Regions from separate parts of the Homo sapiens genome. Here region 2 is linked to region 1. A link is a loop called in an ENCODE intact Hi-C map of the cell type or tissue named here. Cell type or tissue: natural killer cell. All regions are shown on one strand. Links, peaks and the distances in the headings refer to the core of each region. The heading gives the core; the rest is flanking DNA. Region 1 overlaps ANKRD28 (ankyrin repeat domain 28). Region 2 overlaps BTD (biotinidase).

Region 1 (5,381 bases), core at 180-5,179:
AGGCTCATGTAACTGACATCATCTTGAATGTGGCTGGTCACTGTGCCAGAAAGGGAAACAGACTGCAGAGTTTCCCATCAGTAATTAAATGCTCCAGCCCAGACTGATGTTGCTTTCATCCATTAGCCAAAACTAGTCCTAGGCCCCACTCAACTACATAGAAAGGCCAGGAAGGGGGCCATGTATCTGGAAGGTGAGAGGACCACTATTCTCCTTTCATAACTTGTCACTTTTTGTCAGATTAGATTATACAGTGTTTTCTCCTTCTCCCACAATCCTTCCCACCTCTGTGTCTTTGTTCATGTAACACCTTCTTTATGTGGAACGTTCTGCTTGGATGTCTCCTCCCAATCATTGCTATTATACTAGTCCTTGAAGAAACATGTCAGATCCAACCTTTCCTGACCAACCCAATCAACTCTCTTCCCTAGAAGCCCTATAAGCCTTGTGATGTTTCGTAAACGGAATCATTAATTACTAACTCTTTAATTACTTTTTGTGCATGAATCCCCAAATATATACTTTCAGAAGGCTGTTCTACTTCTTGATATGTTCCACAAGGCCAAGAGCAGCATAGAAAACAAGCATCCAAAATATATTAGTTACATTGAAGAAATTGCTCGTGATGTCATTTTAAAAATCCCTTCATAGATAATGAGTCTATAAAAAGTTAATAAATGAGGCTTTCAAACAGAGGCACCCCTCCCTCAAAAAAATTAAGCCAAGATACTGCAAGACGCATAAAGAACCAGGCAGATTCAGTTGTTTATATATAAATTATCAATTAAAGTAGATATTTACAGCCTCTTTCCCCCCATTTTAATATGAAAAAGAAATATCTACTATTATGTTTCTAGAAAAGAAATAATGCAATGAGGTGTTAAGGTAATTTTTAAAAATCAATTAAAAAATTTTTGAGACGGTTTTGGCTCTGTCACCTTGGCTGGAATGCAGTGGTGCGATCACAGCTCACTGCAGCCTCGACCTCCTGGGCTCAAGTGAGGTGTGTGCCACCACACCCAGCTAATATTAATTTTCTTTTTTTTGTAGAGAGAGGGTCTCACTATGTTGCCCAGGCTGGTCTTCAACTCCTGGGCTCAAGGATCTTCCCACCTCAGCCTCCCAAGTTGTTGGGATTACAGGCATAAGTGACCATGCCCAGCCCATGGTAAAAAATATTTATTCAGTACCTTCTGTGTCAAAGTCATCACAATAAAGTAATTTGAAGCTAAACTTGGCTGAATATTTCTAAAAGTACTGAAAGCAACAGGAAAGATGAATGTGTAAAGGGACCTTGACAAAGGTTGATGGCAGGAGCAAGCACAAGGTGGGAAGAAGAAAATGATCAATTCATTTGGAGATGAGGTGGGGCGCTAGGGAACAATGACAAATAATTCAATAGCATAAGTATAAGAGGTAGGGCCTAAAAGGAAATTAACGGAGCCTCAACCAGGAAATGGAAAGCCAGGGCTAATAAGGAAAACTGGGATAAATAAATTACAAGACTACACATAATCCCCAATGTCTCTTACACTAACATTGATGAATTCTCTGAATATAACCTAGAGGTGACAATGCTTGTACTTTAGGTTTGTCTGTAAGAGAGGTGACCAGTCAATAGCTTCTTACTTTCACATATTTAACTCTTTAATCCTGCATACCTAGAATGGCTGAACAGTTTTAGAAGCTATATGTCGATATTCATCTTATTCTGTGCTTCAGGGAAGGAAGAGACAGAAAAAGGATAATTATAAATCTCTGCCTAGTTATGCTCATAAATTAAATGGGCAGTGCTATATGGTACTATGGTTTAAATGTGTCCTCCGAAGTTCATATGTTGGAAGTGTAATCCCCAAGGCAACAGTGTTAAGAGGTGGGAACTTTAAGAGGTGATTAGGCAATAAGGGCTCTGTCCTCACGAACATATCAATGCTATCTTGGGATCGAGCTCCTTAAAAAAGATGAGTTTGACTCCCCACAATGTGGTGCTTCAAGAGGGCCCTCACTAGATGCTAGTGCCTTGATCCTGGACTTCCCAGCCTACAGAACTGTAAGGAAATAAAATTTCTGTTCTTTATAAATTACCCAGTCTATGACATTTAATTTTAGTAGCACAAAATAGACTAAAACTTGTGGTGAGGTCCAGGAAACACAGAATATCTTTTTCAACCTCAACTGAGATGCCTAAAAAGTGACACTTAGCGGGTGAGAAACAACAGAGCCATTCTGGCCCCCTTGAAATACACACATTCAACTATTCTGGGAGCTCAACTACAGGCAACCTGCAAAATCCCCCTGGCCTTCAGTTGTATGAAAACAGTTGTTTAGTCAAGCTTAATTCTTAGTAGGTAAAAACACTGATGCACTCTGCTTACCATGTAAGCCTCTTAACGTAAGATGTACAGTTTTACATCACATAACCTGGTTGTTCCTGTCTTGAAGAGTAAGCCACACCAGAATATTCAGAAAGACCAAGATGAAAAACTACAGGCTGTGAGAAAGGGACCTTAAGATGCAATACGGAACTTGCTTCTGGCTATTACCTTCAATTAACACAAGAAAATGGCCCAGTACATAACTAGCGGCACATATCTTTGGTGTAAACCACCATACACCAAGCTTTCAGCTTTAAAAATAGGGACATTTGCAGAAGTTCAAGACCAGCCTGGTCAACATGGTGAAACCTCATCTCTACTAAATATACAAAAATTAGCTGGGCGTGGTGGCAGGCGCCTGTAGTCCCAGCTACTCGGGAGGCGGAGGCAGAAGAATCGCTTGAACCTGGGAGGCGGAGGTTGCAGTGAGCCGAGATCACGCCATTGCACTCCAGCCTGGACAACAAGGGTGAAACTGTCTCAAAAAAAAAAAAAAAAAAAAAAAAAAGGGGGGGGGGGTGTGTGGGGAGGGGACATTTGAAAAGGATGTTACATTTTTTTTTTAATCTTCCTTTACACTCACACTGAAGGTCAGAGCTGCAATGCAATATGGATTCTCGGGCTTCTGCCCAGTGCATGGCTACATGGTCTCTACAGTTTCCTAGTCATGCAAGTGTGATGGGAGAAAGGCTGTACTTTAGCTGCACTCAGTTCTCAGTGCCACTCCCGGAGAGAGCAGGACCCTGTTTAGGGTGATGACCCCATAGTGGGTAGAAACTCTGAAGTACAGAGGGACTCTGGATGTTGCCCGCTTAGAAAGGAAAGAGTTTGCCCCAATGGAGGTCAAAAGCATCACTCCACAGTCTGAAAGGGGAGGGGGAGAATGCACAGTCTTCTATCACCCAGGGAATTAAATTAAATTCACTGCAGAACACAGTTGGGATGTGTTCACTGAAAGCAGAGGCATACATACACAGGGTGGCAGAACCGCTGCTGGCCAAGGTGAAGGGGCCAGAGCTGTATGTGGAGAGGTGGAAGATGCTTCATGAGCTAAATCCCAATCCCAGGGGAGCTGGTAAGACCATGGTCAACTCAGTGTTCATGACAGACACACTTAACCTTATCTGCTATTTGGTGAGAGCAGGACACGCAAAAGTGTGTTGTGAGGTATGGGGGAGAACATATGGTATTGGTCCCTGCAGTCGCGGCAGTCAACAGATCCTTCAGCAAAGGGACATCAACTACTATTACCTCATACTATGCCACAGTTAACAACCCTAGATCAAGTTTGGCATATACTTCATTCTGAAACAAATGTTTCCTCTCATGCCTTTGACAGAAGAGAGGCATTGGATTCTCGATGAAGCCAGGAAAATTCTGTTGAAAACGTCTGGAGGCACGTTTTTTCCCATTTGAGGGGAAGAAAGTTTATTTTTACAAACAAGCCCAAATCCTTGTAACAGATATGTGGAAAGTATTAGAAGAAAAAGGAGATGGCTGCTTTAAGACATCTCCAGACCAGGCATAGTGGCTCACACCTGTAATCCCAGCACTTTGGGAGGCAGAGGCAGACCGATCACCTGAAGTCAGGAGTTTGAGACCAGCCTGGACAACATGGTGAAACCGTGTCTCTACTAAAAATACAAAAAAGTTAGCCAGGTGTGGTGGCGGGTGCCTGTAATCCCAGCTACTCAGGAGGCTGAGGCATGAGAATCGCTTGAACCTGGGAGGTGGACTTGAGTGAGCTGAGATCGTGCCGCTGCACTCCAGCCTGGGTGACAGAGCAAGACTCTGTCTCAAACAAAAACAAAAACAAAAACACATCTCCAGTATTACATGTTTGCTAACTACAGATTACTTCAGGTTCTTGCTCACCATGGACCTCTGAAATACTCTTACGAACTACTGAAGAACCTTTTCGAAGGAGAAATACTGTCATATGGGGATAAGCAAGAGTGGGAAAATCAGCATGCTCACTTTGGTTGTGGTGAGCTGATCTGGGATTGCCTTCTGAGGCTTATTGAAAAGGGAACGAAAAATGACATATTACCGTCTATTCCCAACTTCATCATTTATCTGCTTAATTCTAACTATGTTTTTCTTTTCTGTGGACATACTGTTAGAAATATTGAAGGCACTTTAATATTTTCTTCAAATATCATTTCTTAAAATTAATCATGCTTTATGTGACTATTCTTCGGTGATAATATTTCATCTATTCAATTGATATCATTTCTCAAAATGTAGTAATTTTCTGATACAAAGGAGAGAGATAAGGTAAGGTCTCTGATGCATGAATGCTGTTGCTTTTGTAAAAAATCACTGTTGACACCTTATTTTAAATGTTTTATTGGTAATGAGAGTGGGTTTTGTACATCACAATCTTCAATTTAGTATACCTATGTAGAATTTTTTTTTCAGAGTAACTATACTGGAATTGAATAAAGATTTTCAAAACTTTTCTTAAAAAAGAAAAAGGATTCTACTGCTTTTGGTTGTTTTCATTATAGGCATAGGATTTCCCTGGGCCTTGTGGGTATCTATAACTGGTTTGAAATATACAGACATGTTATGTATAGACTTATTTATCTAGAAAGAGTGTATTATAACTGGTTTGTATCTATTTTACATATTATACAGTTGACCCTGGAATAACAAAAGTTTGAACTGTGTGGGTCCACTTATATATGGATTTTTTTCTACCACATGTGGTTCAAAAATATAGTATTCAGGGGATGTGAAACGCTCATACACGGAGAGCCAACTTTTTGTACATAGGGGTTCCCCATGGCTGACTATGGGACTTCCATATGCAAGGATTTGGGTATAAGCAGGTGGTCCTGGAACCAATCCTCCACATATATGAGGGATGGACTATATAGTTCTTGAGTTAATATTCCTCCATTGAATCTTCTGTTAATCTTTTATTTTTAAATGAGAGTCAAGAAAAGACAAAACCAAGAACAGAAAGTAATGAGGATAGGCTATGGCTCTTAGAAAAGTGGT
Region 2 (5,365 bases), core at 1-5,000, 84 kb before region 1:
AGGAGCCCACTTCTGTGGCACCAGATTCCACCCTGGGAACTGTGGAAAAAGTAGGAGAGGCAGATTCCCTCAGTGTCTTCCTCTTAAACCTCAATCATCGAGACATTAGGGGGTATTTTCTGTTCACATTTATCTTTTTCAAGCCACATCTTCCTCTAACAAATCTCTCAGTATGCGATTGGTCTCAAGCTAAAACAAAAATAAATGTCAGTTTATATTTTACACATCCACAAAGCAGTGGCTTGGGGTTTTTTTTTTTTTTTTTATCTTGTTGATCAAGTGACACCCAGGACATGTAAATATTTCATAAGCCTTAAACATTTCCTGAGGTAAGAAACAAGCTCTCAAAGCAAAAGCTCAATTAGAAATGGCCCTTGTGGGGAACCTTCCCATTCTGGTCGACCAGAACTCTAGCCAGATGAAATGGCAATGCTAGCGCCACCAGCAACGTCAGAAACGTAGACCTTAAAGCGGCTTTTAAAAATAGAAAAGAAGCGTTCCTCACATCTGCCAGTAATGGAATTTTCTGTCAGTAAATGGAATGTGTAGGCAGGACCTGGAATAACTGGAGAGAGTGCAACGCTTCGGGGTGAAGGGCGGGTGGGGACTGGAAATGTTGAGACGGGGGCAGCCATGGGAAGGTATGAGTAATAGAATTCTTTCTGTACGACACAGCTCATCCAGGGATTCCAGGGACCTTAATAAATCACGGTAGCTTTGGGCAAGAGTTGGGCACGTTGCCCGACTGTGCAGGATGGATTGATGCTGGTATAATTTGATCTGGAGCCCTATAGAGGATCTCGTTGCTTTGCAGCGATGCCTGGCACCCCATAGAGATAAGTTGCAGGGACTGCCGTGAAGGGCATGAAGGGTGGCCCACTTTAGTCATGCATTTATTCAATCACCCAACAGGCACAGAGCAGGAGCTTCCCATGTTAGGAATTCCAGATGCAAAATTATCAGACTCAATATGGTGAAGACATTTTTAGGCCACTGATTTCTGTGTAATTTGTGTCCAATATTTCAAAGCCATTTAAAAAAGGATTTTGACTGCATGCCTAGTAGCTGTTTCAGATCATTTTTTAAGTACAGAATGGATAATTAGTCTTCAGTGATTTGCCTCTTAAATGTGGCCATTTAGTTTGAACTCCTTTTTAGTTATTTTAAACAGTATATGCTTAAACATCACACGATTTTATAAAGCAAGAAAAATGAAATGATCTCCCTATTCCCCCACGGTGTAGGCCTCCAGATCCTTTTCTGGCTTTTAGGCAGGACAATTAACAATGTGGATTCTGCAGTCAGACTGATGGGGTTTCCATGCATGGCCTCACCATTAACTCCTCACTGGGGAGACCTTGGGCCTCGGTTTTTTATTCATAGAATGCATGTTGAATAAACCATGTGGGAAAAAGCAGAGCCAGCACCAGCCCCTGCTGACTCACTGATCCCTCGGAAAGGTCTGGGATGAGTCAAGTCTTCAGGGAATAAGCAGCAAGGACTTGGAATTCCTGAGCAAGCCTTGGGTTCCCCACGCCCTAGGAAGTCCCTCTGGAAGGGGAGCAGGACCTCTCCCACCAGATGACGGAGTTCGCTTTCTCGCCCAGCGCAGCTCCCACCAGGCGTGAGCTGGCAGTCCAGAAGCGGCCCCAGATGTGGCTACCCACCGCCCAGTCTGCTTCCCTGCCTCAAACCCCAGGGAGACAGAAATTACCTAAAAATGCATATCATTGCCTTATGCCAAGATGATTCAAATAAGCCTGAGAAAGAGAGGCCAGCGCTAAATACAGACTTGGCAGAACTACTTCACCCAGTAAACATCTAATCAGCACCTGCAGGATCCTCATTCTGCCCTTCTGGGCAGAGCACCACGAACTTTCCCTGAGTTATTTTCTACCAACAATTTAGAATGAATTGCTCGTGAAGTAGAAATGAGGGGAAAAGCAACTAATGGTGGTAGAACAAAGTAATTTTTACAATTAAAAGAAGTAGCTGCCAGATGACAGAACAAAGTAGAGGACGGGAAAATAAATCATTTTCAGGGAAAAAATATATCTATGACTAATGGTTGTGATTATGTTTTTGTCGATTGTGATCCTGAAACTCAGGAAGCAAATGGCAATCTTGACCACAACATGGAGACAGGAAATCAAATGCATTTTTGGCTAAACCAGACTTGGGGGAAGTGGCTTGGTTTGCGTGGTTTCTCATGTAGGTGCAGCTGTGCTTTTCTGTGGTTTTTCTCACACGGGAAGTGAGAGGCACAGTGAGCTGTATTCACACTGGATTTAAAAGCCCTGTTCTTAGAGAGGAAAAAACCAGGCCTCCTCACAGACTGCCAAGTCCCAGAGCCCACCATGTCTGCTCTCAAGACACAGGCCTGTCCAGAGCCCCTGCTGAGGGAAACCCACCCAGGCCACTTTTCCCCACAGGTGGCCCTGCTTGGTACCTGTGCCCCCACCCCCCAGCCATGGTATATTGAACCAGGAGGAGGCACCCAGCCCAAGGCCAGCCAATCAGAGCACTGGCTAGTAGCCCAGGAGGTGTCCCTGCACAGAAGATCTCCTCAGAGAGGACCGATGGTGAGTCGGCCGCTCTTGATTCTCAATGAAACTCAGAACCGCTCAAGTGAAATGACCACTCAAAGAACAATTTCTCAACAAAGTGGATTTATATAGGACAAAATAGGCATAAAAGTATGAAATGTTTTGTGCACAAAGGCCTAGATTTGAGACAAGAGCTGATGTGGCCTGAAGATCTGTGAGTGGGACTGCTTGGGAGGCCATGTTCCTTCTCAGGCCAGAGAAAGGTCCTGGTCTCCTGGCTTCAGTCTTTCATTCCCTAACCTCCCTTTGAATGTTAGTTACCTATTCCCACATAACAAAGTGCCCCAAAACTTAATGGCATAAAACAAGCATGGACATTGTTAGTTCACCCAGTTCTGTGGGGCAGGAAAGCGGGTCTCTCATGAGGCTACAGTCAAGATGTCAGCCGAGGTGACAGTGAAGATATCAACCAAGGCTGCAGCCGGTTGAAGGCCTCACTGGATTTGGAGAATATTATTGATTAAATTGCGTCTTCCCCAAAAAAGATACGTTGTAGTCCTAACCCCCAATAGCTCAGAATGTGGCCTTATTTGGAAATAGGGTCTTTGCAGATGCAATGAAGATATAAGTTAAAATGAGATCACACTAGAGTAACTGGGCCCTTAATCCAATATGACATGTCCTTATCAGAAGAGGAGAAGACACACACACAGGGAGAAGATGACCATGTGACAACAGGGGCAGAGATCACAGGGATGCCTCTACTAGACAAGGCACACCAGAAATTGCTTGCCAACAAACACCAGAAATTAGAAGAGGCAAGAAACAACTCCCCACACACAACCCACCCCTGCAGGTTTCAGAAGAAGCATGGCTCTGCCAACACCTTGATTTTGGATTTCCAGCTTCCACAACTATGAGACAATAAGTTTCTGTTGTTTGAAGCCACCCAGTTCAGGGTACTTTGATATGGCAGACCTAGGAAACAAATACAGAGGATCACTTGCAAAATGGCCCATTCACACAGCTGGCACGTTGGTGCTGGCTGCTAGCAAAAGGTCTCAGCTCCTCACCACTTGGGTCTTTCCATAGGGATAGCTGAGTGTCCTCATGATGTGGCCCCTGGCTTCCCCTGAAGCAAATGATCCAAGAGAGCACAGGTGGAGCCATGATGTCTTTTATTAACTAGTCTCAGAAGTCACACTGCATCATTTGGCACCATCTTATTGAGTTACACAGGTCAGCCCTGCTCCCTATGGAAAGAGACAGAGGGTGTTAGATGCCCAGAGGTGAACCTCATTGGGTACCATCCTGCAGGTGGGCTGCCACTCTGCTCAATCCAAATCACAGCTCTCCCGTTTCTCACCTCCCAACAGTTGCTGTTCCTCAGGCCAAAGTTCACATTCTGCACAGCCTCAGCTCCGCCTGACCTCTGAGCTCACATGATGGCCCTTACTGTGAACCTGGGTTTCTGGTCCAGCCATAGCTACTTCTTTAAGCTCCTCCAGTGTGCTGAGCACAGTCTGGCCCCTGTACTGTTGTCTGCTTGAAATGGCGTCTTCTGATGAACACTCATCCATCCTTCAAGGTCTACTCTCTCATCACAGCTTGTGACTCTTCCACTTTTTGAACTGGTGTTTCCCATTCCCAGTTCACAGAGCCCTTTCTCATTGAACTATTTATCTGAGTTCCCTCTGCCGGAACATGAGCCATGCCTAGAGTAGCCACCTAGTAGTGAGTGACAGCTCTGTGCTGGATGCACATAAATGGTCTCCCTTAACTGCCATGAGCCCTAAAGAAGGTTTGCTACAGCTATTTTACAGATGGGGAAAACTGACAGAGAGATATTAATGAATTGCCCACATGCAAATATGTGCTGAGTCTTGGATTTGCATCTTTATCGTGACTCCACGGAGACCCACCCTCTAAGACCAGAGCCAGTGTCCTATTCATCTTTTGTCTCTGCAGCGTTCAGCATGGCACTGTCTTGGCTTACAAAATCTGCTCTATGCTTGCTGACTGCTGAATGAATGAATGAATGAATAGGTAGTCACAAAGAATGTTTAGAATGTTTCTCAGACAGGCTGAGAAAAAACACAACGAAACATTATTTCCGTTTGGAAAGTTTTTTTATTTTTGTGTTCAGTACTGAAGTAAAACAAAAATCTGAATAACAGCTGCACCGTTAAAAATGAAATTACCAATATATGAACTCTAGGCATCATGCATATATAATTTTTTGTAGATAACTTTTCTTCTCATTTTCCTTCTCATTCTCTTCATCTTTTTCTTTTTGTTTGAGCAAAAAAAAAAAAGAATATATTAACTCGTAACTGGGGAGTCTAAGAATAAATTCTCTTCAGCCATTGCTGAATCTAGGGGCTCAAATGGTGTCTCTGGACACAGTATCACACTCTACTCTGCACTCTTCTTTATCATTTTCTCCCACAGACAGACTCTCGTGTAGTTGCAACAATGGCCATGACTTCTAGGCTTCATCTGCCCCTCTCAGCAGCTCTAGAGAAGAAGCTCCTCTTTTTACACAGTCCCTAATTAAAGTCTCAGAGATGAACAACCTGGGCTCTTGCTTAGGGCACGTGCCCATCCTGAATCAATGATCGGCCAGAGAGCTGTGATATTCTTTTGTTTTTTTGAGATGGAGTCTTGCTCTGTCGCCCGGGCAGGAGTGCAATGGCATGATCTCGGCTCACTGCAAGCTCTGCCTCCCGAGTTCAAGCGATTCTCCTGCCTCAGCCTTCCGAGTAGCTGGGACTACAGGCACGTGCCACCACGCCCAGCTAATTTTTTGTATTTTTATA

Evidence for each region. A loop is a pair of places that touch in the nucleus more often than their neighbours do. Peaks named below come from ENCODE experiments on the same cell type or tissue, not always from the same donor. Only the 100,000 strongest peaks of a DNase experiment are listed, where the experiment ranks them.
Region 2: it touches region 1 in a loop (8-fold over the local background); 4 of 110 quality-filtered maps call a loop at or near these places.

Annotation. Positions count from the first base shown.
Region 1 is chr3:15,728,992-15,734,372 of GRCh38, forward strand. All of the region lies in intron 6 of ANKRD28 (ankyrin repeat domain 28), which reads right to left. Among named protein-coding and RNA genes, the nearest start is that of MIR3134, 34 kb to the left of the region's middle. In natural killer cell, for the core only: no CTCF peak of the experiment used is centred there; no DNase peak of the experiment used is centred there; H3K27ac peaks cover 1,199 bases.
Region 2 is chr3:15,645,589-15,650,953 of GRCh38, forward strand. BTD (biotinidase) reads left to right here. Exons shown (of 4, transcript NM_001370658.1): 4 at 1-5,365. Among named protein-coding and RNA genes, the nearest start is that of BTD, 47 kb to the left of the region's middle. RefSeq lists an enhancer at 1,094-1,627 and a silencer at 2,054-2,348. In natural killer cell, for the core only: no CTCF peak of the experiment used is centred there; a DNase peak (open chromatin) is centred at 2,213; H3K27ac peaks cover 549 bases.